2 separate regions of the Homo sapiens genome follow, and region 1 is linked to region 2. A link is an interaction called in ENCODE POLR2A ChIA-PET data of the cell type or tissue named here. Cell type or tissue: OCI-LY7. All regions are shown on one strand. Each heading gives the region's core, and the rest is flanking DNA. Links, peaks and the distances in the headings are about the cores only.

The links. ChIA-PET counts read pairs that join two places held together with the same protein. Peaks named below come from ENCODE experiments on the same cell type or tissue, not always from the same donor. Only the 100,000 strongest peaks of a DNase experiment are listed, where the experiment ranks them.
Region 1: POLR2A ChIA-PET joins it to region 2 with 5 read pairs; 1 of 35 experiments calls an interaction of 5 or more read pairs at or near these places.

What each region holds. Positions count from the first base shown.
Region 1 is chr14:22,456,316-22,462,474 of GRCh38, reverse strand. The region is part of intron 2 of TRD-AS1 (TRD antisense RNA 1); the gene reads left to right. It also overlaps TRA, TRD, TRDJ2 and TRDJ3. Among named protein-coding and RNA genes, the nearest start is that of TRD-AS1, 24 kb to the left of the region's middle. In OCI-LY7, for the core only: no CTCF peak of the experiment used is centred there; a DNase peak (open chromatin) is centred at 3,504; H3K4me3 peaks cover 412 bases.
Region 2 is chr14:22,529,094-22,535,252 of GRCh38, reverse strand. It overlaps TRA, TRAJ15, TRAJ14, TRAJ13, TRAJ12 and TRAJ11, and 1 more gene. Among named protein-coding and RNA genes, the nearest start is that of LINC02332, 25 kb to the left of the region's middle. RefSeq lists a silencer at 2,078-2,127. In OCI-LY7, for the core only: no CTCF peak of the experiment used is centred there; DNase peaks (open chromatin) are centred at 1,792, 1,996, 3,422 and 3,682; H3K4me3 peaks cover 3,584 bases; H3K27ac peaks cover 3,893 bases.

The DNA.
Region 1 (6,159 bases), core at 576-5,575, 73 kb after region 2:
GATTACAGGCATGCATCACCATGCCCAGCTAATTTTTTTTATTTTTAGTAGAGATGGGGTTTCTCCATGTTGGTCAGGCTGGTCTCGAACTCCCGACCTCAGGTGATCCGCCCACCTTGGCCTCCCAAAGTGCTGGAATTACAGGTGTGAACCACTGCATCCAGCCGATTATCTGTGTTTTATTAATCAATCCTCTGGACAATCTAGGTCAGGCTGAATATCTCTCTGCACCAGTTGGTTTTTTGTAAATGCATGGGCCCTTGGATGGTAGATCAGGGCAGGTGCTCATGCTATGCATTCTGTCACTTAAAGAATCGAGGGTCTGAGAAGGACTGCATAACTGGCTCAGAGGTTCTGAGGATGGCAGTGTTGGGGTCCCGGAAGGGTGCCATCCCTTCCAGATCTGCTGGAAAGGGTGGAAAGGGATCTGCTGAAGGTAGGTGGTACATGTTTCTGCCTTTAGGTGAATACTCATTCTTCTGTAGGGGACTGACTACTGTATAGTTTCCTTTGAGTCTTTAATCAGAGGATAACAATGATCATTTTCAGGAAGTCCTTAAAGAAATAAAACCAATTGAAGCCCGTTCATTCTTGTTTTAATCTAAGAGGAACTGTGGAATGTTGGTCCCAGGATTGGCTTCCCTCCTGGCCTTCTCTTCTTTTGTGCCTCACTTTGGACTACCACCCTGTACATGCATACTTTTCTTTCCTTAAGACCACAAGTCTTGAAGCTTTGAGAGAGGTAGTGATGATTCTTTCACACAGTGCCTCACTGAAGTTTTTGAATTGTGATAAATGTTGTGTCCATGGGGACTTAAATTCTTAGGCTATCTTCAAATAACTGTTAAAGAAAGAGCCCTGTTAATACCTGAAACCAAGAAACACAACCAACCTGTGAATGATGATCAAGATACATTTTTCAATCCTAAATTTAATGCTGACTTTTAATATTAATTGCTCCTGTAAATTTGGCCCTTAGTATTTGAAACTTAGGTGAATTTTGCTTCTTGATATCAAATGAAAAATACATTGAATTCCAGTGTACTTTTACCTACTATGGTCTATAATCAAGACATTAGGTGTTGCTGAACAGAAAGTTGGTAATGAATGTGTAAATGGAAAATAAGTAATTTTCCTTTTCCTTTTTTTTTTTTTTTTTTGAGACAGGGTCTTTTCCACCCAGGTTGGAGTGAAGTGGCCCAATATCAACTCATTGCAACCTCTGCCTCCTGGCTCAGACTCTCCTCCAGCCTCAGTCTTCCGAGTAGCTGGGACCACAGGTGCACACCACCACACCTGGCTAATTTTCTGTATAAAAATAAATAATTTTTCTAATGCTTTATCCTGAATCTGAATTTGGGCTTCAGCTGTGAGGTTCACAGCAGCAGAGCTACTGCCAGATCAACTGGTTATATCTGGTTGAGAGGGGGCGATTGCTAGTCAGGAAGTTTCTGCTGATCACGGCTTTGTAAATGGACCAAAGTTGATCATGGTTTTCCTAGAAAATCAACTATTCAGAGAAACCCCCCATCACTACCATCATCATTCTCCCCGTTTCCTCTGCTGAGAAGCTCAACTAAAAGACTGATTCTGTTTCAGTCACTCAGGGCAGGAAACTTATTCCTAAGAATCTGGTTCCTTATGTTTTTGGCTTTAGTTCTAGACAATTGAAAGGATTAGACATTTTTCAAAGGGCTTTCTTGGAACCTGCTTTCAACCTGCTTGAGAAAACTTCCCCTGTTTGGTTTCCTTGCATAGCTGAAGCCACTTGATAACAGAAAGTGATAACTCTAGCATTAACGGTTGGAAACCACATGCATTGCTCACTCACCTCCCTTCATAAGTGCAACACTTCTTGCTCACTATCTTGACTTTGGTTTGAGACATACTCTGGCTGACTTTCAAGGGAGTTACAAGTTACAAAAGAAACTTGTCCATAAAATAAACACCCTATCTCCTTGTTTATTTAAGAGTATCTCTTAATCCTGGTCTGATTTAGTTGGATAATTAAGGCTTGCTAGAATTTTAAAAGCTAAATTCATCAGGCAGTTGTCAAATCATCACTTTGGGCTGGGGAGATTGGGTTTGAGTAATTTGAATAATACAATATAACTGAAAAGACAGATGTCTGAAGAAGGTCATGCACTTATGATATTGTGCTCTGACTCTGTTAGTCAGCATTTCAGATAGAGCATAATACATTGATTTGATAAAACATTTTTCTGAATCCCTCTTTCTACATTAATGTTTATATTTTCAAAACGATTGTTTGAAAGAAAGTGTCTTATAGAATCCATTGTTTGGCATCTTGGTAACCAAAGAAATGGGTGTCTGACTGAATTAAACCTTTTTAAAAACTGGAGTGCACTCAATATAGTTGCCATATGCATCCTAGTCTATTTTGTATTTGACTTAAACCCAGACGTGAAGCTGTATGAAATTGTAGTCCAGAATTTAGATTAAAGATTTAATCGTTTATCTTTGAAGAACTTGTAGTCTTTTTTTCTTAGTCCACAAATATAATTACATTGCAACATGTGTTTCAAGTGTTATTTCTTTGGAAAATTGCTTTATTGTCAGACTTTCTCTTTTTATGAACACCAATACATTGCTAAGTTTATGTGCTGGTAAACAATACCAAAAAAGTGTGTACCATTCCTGAACAGTCTTTCTTAATTTATAAACTTAGAAGTCACCTATGTTTTAGATTCTCATAGCTAGTCCTACTGATCCCCTAAGAATTGCAACAACTGTAATAAATGTCACTCAGAATTTCAAGACTTTCTGCCAATATGGGATTTAACTTAAACCCTGAAATAAAAGTTTGTTCTACCTAATTACTCTGACCATGCTAACTACCTTTCTCCAGAATCTTCCAAGCTGTAGGACACTTGTTTTCAGTTTGCAAGGAGGCACGCATACTAGTTAGCTTAGCCAAAGGGATGTGCAGAGATGAAGCAGCTTCCTGAGGAATTGGGGCTGAAGTATCCCTCCCACTGTCTCCCTTGCACCTGAATGCTCCAACTCTTAGTGTAGTTCTTCTAGATTTCTTTGTGTTTTTTGGGCTGCTCTGAAGATTTCAGAAATAAATGGGAGCTATTGTTTTAATATAGAGTATATATATTAAAATAAATAGAGTTACAGAGCTACTTAAGTGACTCAGTCTAGTGTGTTCACTCTGGCCTATTTCACATCTGTAATACTCTGTCTCCTTGTTATAATTTCATTTACTAGTTATAATTTATAATGCAAACTGGATTGCAGCCCCAGTGCCAGGACTCAAATTATCCCAGAAATATAGGAAAAAGATCAACTCACGGGGCTCCACGAAGAGTTTGATGCCAGTTCCGAAAAACATCTGTCGGGTGTCCCAGGAGCACATTATGACAGTGCCTCACAGGTAACTAGCCTGGAGCTGGCCCTGGGGCCTGAGCTGTAACATCTGTGCCCTGCCTCCCCAGCCTCAGTTCTCAGCCTAGAGACCCCACAGCTCAGAGAACTACAAAGCTGCTCTTGATGAGACCAAGGGGCTGAGTACACAGAGTCTCAGTTCCCTTTGAAGCTAATAATAGTTGAACTGCTTGATAGAGATGTGAGGGTGATATCCCCATCCAAGAGATACTAGGGCAGGGCTGAGACAGAGCAAGAGAAGAGGGTGGCAGGTGACAAATAGCTGCCTTCATGATGGAAAATCTAACTTCCAGTTTATTGAGAGGGGCATCCAAGAAGAACACAATAGCTTGAGGGTAGGGATGGGGCACTTAACTTGACCTTTCTTACAACAAATGTTAGGTTGAGGAGAGGAGGGTTATAGAAAGAGTTTCCATTCTTATTATACTCTGGTTCCATTCTCTTGGGTCACAAGTACAGAATTTTGATTAGAAACCTAATTTCCCCCATCACTCAGACTGAGTCTCACAATAATAACGAACCTGCTTTCTAATTCCCTGAGCTTGGCGAAAGGCTTTCTAAGGACCTGAGGGTTGAACAAGAAATTGGTCACTGCTCAGGGAGCCCACTGGTGCTGTGTGTCATGGACACAGGTCAGAGAAGCCAGTGCTTGCTTTGCATTGCTTATTTTTGTTTTATAATTTCTCCTGACTCTGGATCCAGATATAAGTTTCAGGAGTATATAGTCATCATGTGCAATGTAACATAAAGACCATGTGAATTACTCTGCCTCATCACCAAAAATCAAGATCGTTGGGCTAGAGCCAGGCAAAAGAGAATGACAGTTGTGTAGGGCCATTATTCACTGTCAAAGCTTTAAGGACTTGGGGTTTGATTTGAAAATTTTCACATCCCCTACCTGAGCTTCACATCATCATATTACATTTCACCACTGCAGGAGAAGAAAACCAGAGAAGCGAATGGAGTGTCATCGGGGAGCATGGTCAGCATCCTGGCAGAGGGGCTAAGCATCAGTTTCATCAATTTCCTTCTTCCCTAAGACTCCCAAAGGCACAGCCTCAAAGATTTGATTCTAACACTGCAGATAATTCCAAATTTCAAGTGGAAATGATTTTAGGGGAAAATGAAACACAGTAGTTTTTGCTCAGATGCAATTTGCTAAACATCAATCAGACTACAATCAGCTACGACATGATTCTGTTTCCCTCCTTTTCAGTGCTCTAGTCTCTCTCCCCTCAAAGATAAGAAAACTCACCAAATTCTACCATTTCCCTGGAGGCAACAGGCAGTGGAGAATCCCTATAAGTTTATATTATTCTCTGAGAGGCAGAGACCATGTTGACAGCACCAGTCACTTTTTGGACTTTTGGTCAGATAGCCTAGCCACATTCATGTACCATTCCCTACTTATTTATTTCCTCTGAATAAACAAAATCAATACCTAATCATGTAAGAGGTAATGGCTCTCCCAATGGACTTGGCATTTTGGAAGGTGTCTGAAGGCTATTCTCTGGACTGGTCTTAGTGATTGACTGTTGGCAGCTACCCAAACTACCAGAATATAGCCCCTGGATTTCCAAACATTGGAGTAGGCTACCAGTAGACAATGTCTCCAGTAGGGGACCACGACTTCTCTATTGTCCTGGAGTTGGTGGCTGTGTTTCTACATTGGATACAGGCTCCTGAACCATTGTGCAAAGTTCCCAGTTTCAGGGCTAACAGGAGAGGTGAGCTCATAACTGCTCTCAGCAGACCCAGGCCAGGATGGGACCTTGAGAACCATTTAATCTGAACCATTTATGTTGGTTTAATGCAAGTTCAGAAAAAAGTGACAAGGGCAAGATTGGCTTCTTATCCAGAGAGAGAGAGAGAGAGAGAGAGAGAGAGAGGAGAGAAAGATCCTCTTTTTAAAACTCCTTCTTTCGTAATACTTTTTTCTTTCTAACCTTCCCTCTTCCTACACTGTGACCATGACTTTTATCCCTCATAAATACTGGAGAGACCCTCCTCAACCACAGCTTGCCTTTTTCCTGGTTCTAGGGAGCCCAAAACTAAAAGCCTGACCTAGGGCTTTTTTTCAGTAGTTGTAAAAAACTTATGAATACCAAGCCTCAGAATGGAGTTTCCAAGCATATACAGAATATTTTCTTAAGAGAAATCTAATGCATTTGCTCCCAAATTTTACCCCTACTGTTTGCAACAAACAATGGGTTTCTAATTTGGAACTCTTTACTTCCCAAGAAGCCCCATTCATTCAGGACTACGCTACAACAACCCTAAAGAAATATACACACTGAGCTGTAGTAAAATGCATAACTTACCTGGTTCCACGATGAGTTGTGTTCCCTTTCCAAAGAAGAGTTGTGCTGTCAAAGCACTACCACAGGCATCATTACGAAAAACCTTGCTACCTATTTGCTCCCTGTCAGTCTAATTCATCTGTTTGGAAGTGGGTGGGTGGAGCAGAATGGGTGTAGCTGGAGACAGAGCTTTGCAAGGGTTTCTGAGATCTGAGCATTATATTTTGGCAGCTTTTTTGATGTCTGCTATCTTCTGAGTTTTGACACTTAGGCAAGTCCTTAGATTTTCTGCTATTATCTCCTCAACCTGCCATCTCTTACTCCCAGATCTTGCTTCAGGATAACATTTTCACATATTTTGCTGAGAATTGCCAAATGGCCGTTGTAGGCAGAAACGTAACAACAAGCCTCAACTAAATCAATCACAACAGGACTGTGCCTCAGCGAG
Region 2 (6,159 bases), core at 758-5,757:
GGTCTTAATTTCCTTATTGGGAAAATAAAGAGGGGTGAACTAGATATTTTGAGGCTGTCTCTCAGAGCTAAAGTTCTATGTGCAAAGTGCCTTCACCCTGCATTTCTCTATAACTCACAAAGGAGTCAGGCTCTTGTAGATCAGTTATATTGGTGGCTGGTCTGCCTGGGGAAAATACAAGAAACAGCGAAGGAAAGGGACAGTCAGAACAAGGGAGTGGCTGCAGCCAGCTCCCCTCTCTTTTCTCCCTATTGGGGTAAATGCTCCCAGCAACTCTGTACTTTGTTTTGTCATTGAAAGGGGAGGAGAACTCTTTAGACACTTGGGGCATCCATGTCAAGATTTCCCGAAGCACCCTCTCTAACTCACAGCAATATCTAAAGTAGAAAAGATAAATTCCAAGCATTTCACCAGTCACTGTGATTGGCATCACCTCTCATTTCTAAGTAAACTAGAGCACAAGCTCTACGACATCATGCAGTAGAAAGAGCAGGGCTTTCAGGTGTGGTGGCGCATGCCTGTAACCCCAGCTACTTGGGAGGCTGAGGCAGGAGAATCGAATCGCTTGAACCTGGGAGGCAGAGGCTGCAGTGAGCTGAGACTGCACTGCACTCCAGCCTGGGTGACAGAGCAAGACTCTGTCTCAGAAATAAATAAATAAATAAATAAAATAAAATAAAATAAAAGAAAGAGCAGGGCTTTTTAGTCAGGCAGGCAGACCCAAGTTTAAATTTAGGCCCTTTACTTACTAGCTTTGGGATCTTGGGCACTTCCTTCTCTGAGCCTCAGTTTCTTCTTTTGTAAAATAAGATACTTCCCCTTACCTCACAGAGTTATTTCAGATGAACAATTCTACATGTCATGCATCTAGCATCGTATCTAAACATGGTAGGGACTGAGATGGTGGTTATTATTTCTATGTTAAGTTAGGTTGTTGATTAACAGGGCTATTTCCTGAGGGTCATAGAATTTGTTTATGAAATACTCACAAGATTCCATACTCTCGAGTCCTATAAACTCTCGGGTGGTATAATAGCGAAATCCCAGAACAACAGATTTTGAGGGCTTTGACCCCCTCATCCACTGGAGGAGTCTGAGGTGCAGAGAGGGGCAATGACTCGTTCCAATATCACACATCCAGTTGGGACCAAATCAAACCTAGAACTCTGGACCGAAACAAGAAGCCCTGGGTTCCTTTCTCTGTACTTCACTGACTCTTCTTGGATGATGTTTAGCATAAGGGGGCACAATCTCTGGAATGAATTGGGAGTGGTTTTTTTGGGGCATGGCTAAAATGACCTTGAATACCCTCTTCTAAATGCACCACTGAGTCCATGGCAGTGGAAGTAGAAAGGATCTATTTGATCATGACGGTGCAATTTTCTGCTCTTCTAGCTCTTTTCTTCCATTGAGCATCGTTTAGCTTAATACTAGTATTAAAAACTCTCACGTTGAAGAGAGCTGAAAATCTCATATCTTGGAAAAAGTCTTAGTGGTTAGCTAAATTCCACCCTAACGAAAGCATGCTTATATAGCCTTTGAATACTTTCACTAATTTATCTGGATGTCACAATTCTTAATGCTTCAGTAATAGATTAAAAATAAGATACAATGACAAAAATTACATCACCTTTTCTTCCACTTATTGTCACCAGAATACATTTTGTAATTACCATAGAATCTCATACTTACTGAGTTCCACTTTTAGCTGAGTGCCTGTCCCAAAGGTGAGTTTGTTTCCTCCTCCCGTGAGTATCACAGTGTTTGATGCCTCACAATAAACTCCCTTTTGTCACTTCACCCCTCTTCTTGATGTGCTCTAATGAGTTAGAAAACACTCAAGCTTTAAAATAGCTATTGAGTTACTCCTAGGAGAAAAAAGTGCCCCAAATGGGATACATTCATAGACTTTTTGTACTAAGAGGCCAGAGAGGCCATTGGACCCACTTCCCCATTTACAGATAAAGAAACTGAGGCTTAGAGGCAAGAGATCTGGTCTAAGTTACATTGCTAGTTGGCAGCAGAGACCAAAACATGGCTCTATTTGAATCCCAATCTAGCATTTCTTCCTCCCCACTACACGCTCAAATGTACTGTGTCATTTGCTTAATTTTCTTCTTCCCTTTGGCCTGGAAACCTGATTTCTTTGGGTGTTTAACTTCAATTAAGCAAGAATTTATCAAGTATTTACTTTTGTAAAAGGACCATATCAGACACTTCATGGAATATTAGAGACTGTCTATTCTCAAGGATCTTTTGGTTCAAATAGGCAGATATTCTCAGTAAGAAAAGATTTCTGTAGCTGCATAGGTCACAGATTGTCTAAGATTCCACAGCTAAATTTGGGATATGGAGGGTTAGAGGAATGTGAAGGGTGCCCGGGGAGAGACCACAGTCTAGGCTTTAAACAGGAAGTGAGTCTATTTCTGGAAAAACCACGTTTGTCCTAATTGTCTAGGGTATTACTCCCTTCTCCATCCTGACCTAGTGAATTAGTTCTACTGTTATTTCCAACTCTTCTATTAGCTATTTTCATTTTTAAATGAAGAGTCCATGGAGGCTCAATCTTAAATTCACAGAACATTGATAATAAAACAAGGATGATGAAATCCATGAGGATAACACGCAATACATATGGAAGCCTTAAACCAGATAGGGGGAAAACATGGGTGGGATGGGGTCAACATGTACCTGGAGAGACTAGAAGCATAGTCCCCTTCCCAAAGGTGAGGGTGCTGTATCCTGAATTCACACTATAGCAAATCCCCATACAAAAATGATTTGCAGTGTTAGGTATTTCAACCCATGATCTACTTAGGGAAAAGGAAAGAAAACCTTCATTTATGAGCCAAATGGATTAATAATCTGCATATATTCCACTACCTCATTTGGGCTTCAACTGTGCCATGAGCTTAAATATTATCCTCATTTTACAAATGAGGGATAGGTGATCTGAGGCTGAGCAGGTTGGGCCAGCACTGCTAACAAAGATGTAAGTATCCTGGATCCACAAGACACTTTGGCAGAGGATGGATAAATCTTAGGAGGAGCTTTCAGAGAAGAATCCTCTTCCTTGTTCCTTCTAGAGAGGGATTACAGCTATATTAGGGTTCTTTTGCTAGAACCAGACATCAGAACTCTAGTAACAGTGCTCCTAAAAAACTCCAGCTCATTTTGCATTATACAATCATTTCCTGAGACATGAAGACATTTTACCCTCAATCTTTCTGTTGCCTCTCTGACACCTTACTTACCAGGCCTGACCAGCAGTCTGGTCCCACTCCCGAAGATCAATTTATAGCTGCTATCCATCCCACAGTGTTTCTTAGTCAGTCAAAAACACCCAGAAGCCCACACATCCTTTTCATACCTAAGACCTAGAGATATGGCCTTTTCACCTACAAGGAGATACGGGTTACATTTTCACTTCCTTTTTACACAGGCCATTTGACTCAAATTTGGGGTATTTACTGCATATCACTTGAAATGAAGTTTCTACCTGCCCAACTCTCTGGGTCTGTCGCCATCAAATTCATGATTTTCAACTCCATTTATCCAACAGATGTAGCTAGCCCTTCTTTCATTTCCATTACAGTTATCAATTTTTAGATTCCTGACATAGTGTCACCCCTAATTTTAACTTCAATCAATCTGAAACTTCACGGAATAGCATTCAGATCATCATGAGTGGCAGCTTCCTGCTCCCCCGAGTCAACTCATTTTAGAAGCTCAGTGACTCAGTGGTAGCCTTGTTACTTACCTGAGTCCTATCCAGCCCCCAGAACCAAGCATCCCTCTGATTAAAGGACACCCACTCTGCTTTAAGCTTGGTAAAAAGTACCACTTGTCTTCTCTTTAGTTCTTTTCTTTGCAAATCTACTGTTTTCCATTGGCTTCACAGGCAATGTCTTAGTTTTTTTTGATATTAAGAAGAAACACACACTGGACAAAACAATACTAAGAACATGCTAAAGGATGTTCTTATACAATCCTTTTCAGTCTCCTGAAACAGCCAGAAAAGAGCAGGCCCATAATATCTCTTTATGTGCTCCAAATGTTACGGTCTGAGAGAAGACAACACAAGGAAGAGGAAAGCATAGGAAATTGGACTCACTTGGGATGACTTGGAGCTTTGTTCCAGTTCCAAAGGTAACTTTCTGGTAACCCCCAGAATTCACACTGTAATGCCTGCCTTTACAAAATGACTTCCCTTCCCCTGCCCTTTTCATTTGGGTAGCATTTGAGCCACTATATTTCAGTAGAAGAGAAAGTGCTTTTTACCAATGCCTAGGGCTACAGATCACATGTAAATGGCTATTTCACTAAGAACCTACAAATTCTCATGTTAAAAGAATTCTAAATCTGACATAGTTTTTTTTTGTTCTATAAACAAATAATATTTTACATGTGGATAGCATTTAAGAATTTACAAAATACTTTCACATATATTAGCTTATCTTTAAAATAAATATATACACCTATTATGTACCCACAAAATTAAAACAAAAAATCTGAGGTGATATTAAATGTTTTCATTTTATAGATAAAGATACTGTGGCCCAGATTCACTAATCAAGCCAGGTCAGCAGAACTGGAAGTGCTCAGCCAGACTTTCTGCCTTTTTCTTTAGGATCAACTCTCTAGGCTCTTTCAGTCTGTTGCGTTTGGTTCATCCACATGGCTATTTTTTTTCACAGCTAGCTCTTCTATCCTCTGTGCCATTACTTTAACATTTCTTCCTTCATTGGAATCCACTTAAGTCTGCATAAACCATTAATTTCTTGACACTTGGGCCTTCCAAATACTGCAGTAAGTTTAGTGGGTCTCAGTAGCCACATTAAGCCTCCTACTTTAGTGACATATTGCCTACTTACCAGGTTTTACTGATAATCTTGTCCCACTCCCAAAGATGAATGTGCTATAAATCACAGCACTGTGCTGCCTGACAAAAATGACCGAGTTACCTTGATAATAGATTAATGTGGTTAGCATGCAGCTATCCTCCCTCATGGGAGCTCTGGCTGGGATTCCCCCTTTTTGATACTGGAATAAAGACTAAGCCATGGAATTAAGCCTGAGAAAGCCTCTTTTCAGGGCACCATAGTGGTACAATAGATGTAGTGGAAAGCCTGAGAACAGTCCAAGTGATATTCTCTAGACAACTCTGAAACTTATTTCTTTCGAGGAGATTTACATAATTTCACCAAGTAATCTTGTTTTACTAGCCAAAGGATAGCAGCTCTGACCCCCATTTTTACCTAGGAATCAACACCTGTACATAATCTCGTTTTACCACTGTTTAGCAAATTGCTCATATCCTTGTAGATAATCTTTCTTTCTTCTATCAATTAAAATTTTTTTAAGAGCATGGAATAGGACAGGGGCTATGGTTGGAGTATTAGGGGTGAGAGACAACATCCAATTTTCCCATGTGTTTAAATGGCTTTCCTCATCAAATGTCAATATTCCTTAACTCAAAGAAATAGGAGGCATTTGGTCACCTGTGCAATATATGACTACAGGATAAGTACAAGCACTATGATCAATAATTATCAGGTACTTACTGGAACTCACTGATAAGGTGGTTCCCTTCCCAAAGATCAGAGCAGTTCCTGCCTGGTTGGCACAGTGAAATGAGGCCCTGCAAATACCTCATGTACCTGCTCACTCAAATCCACCTTGGATATAACTATAAATGATGGAAATTTGCAAAAATCTCAGTAGGTTTTAGTATTTGGGTATGAAATAGCAAAGCTCTGTAATTTCATGAAAAAGAGCGGCAGTTGGTGCTAAGTCCTTTATTCACTCAGTAACTGTTCACTGAACACCTCCGATGTGTAAAGACATTGTGCCGGCACTAGGGATACGGTGAGAGCCACTTAGACACTGTCCCCGTCCTCCTGGTGTCTACGGTCTAGAAGAAGGCAAACAATAAATACACAGATAGTATAATGTTAAGTGATGAAAGTGTGTGAATTAAAATCAGGCTAAATAACAGGGTAGAGAGCAGCCAGGCAGTGGCTGTGTTTGATGGCTTGTTAGATTGGCTGGGTAAGACAGGCCTCTCTGAGGTGATGTCTAAAGTGAAGTCTAGGCATGGAGGAATTAATCATCATCCCTTTTGCGATAAATGGAGGGGCTGAAAGAGCAGATCCTGGA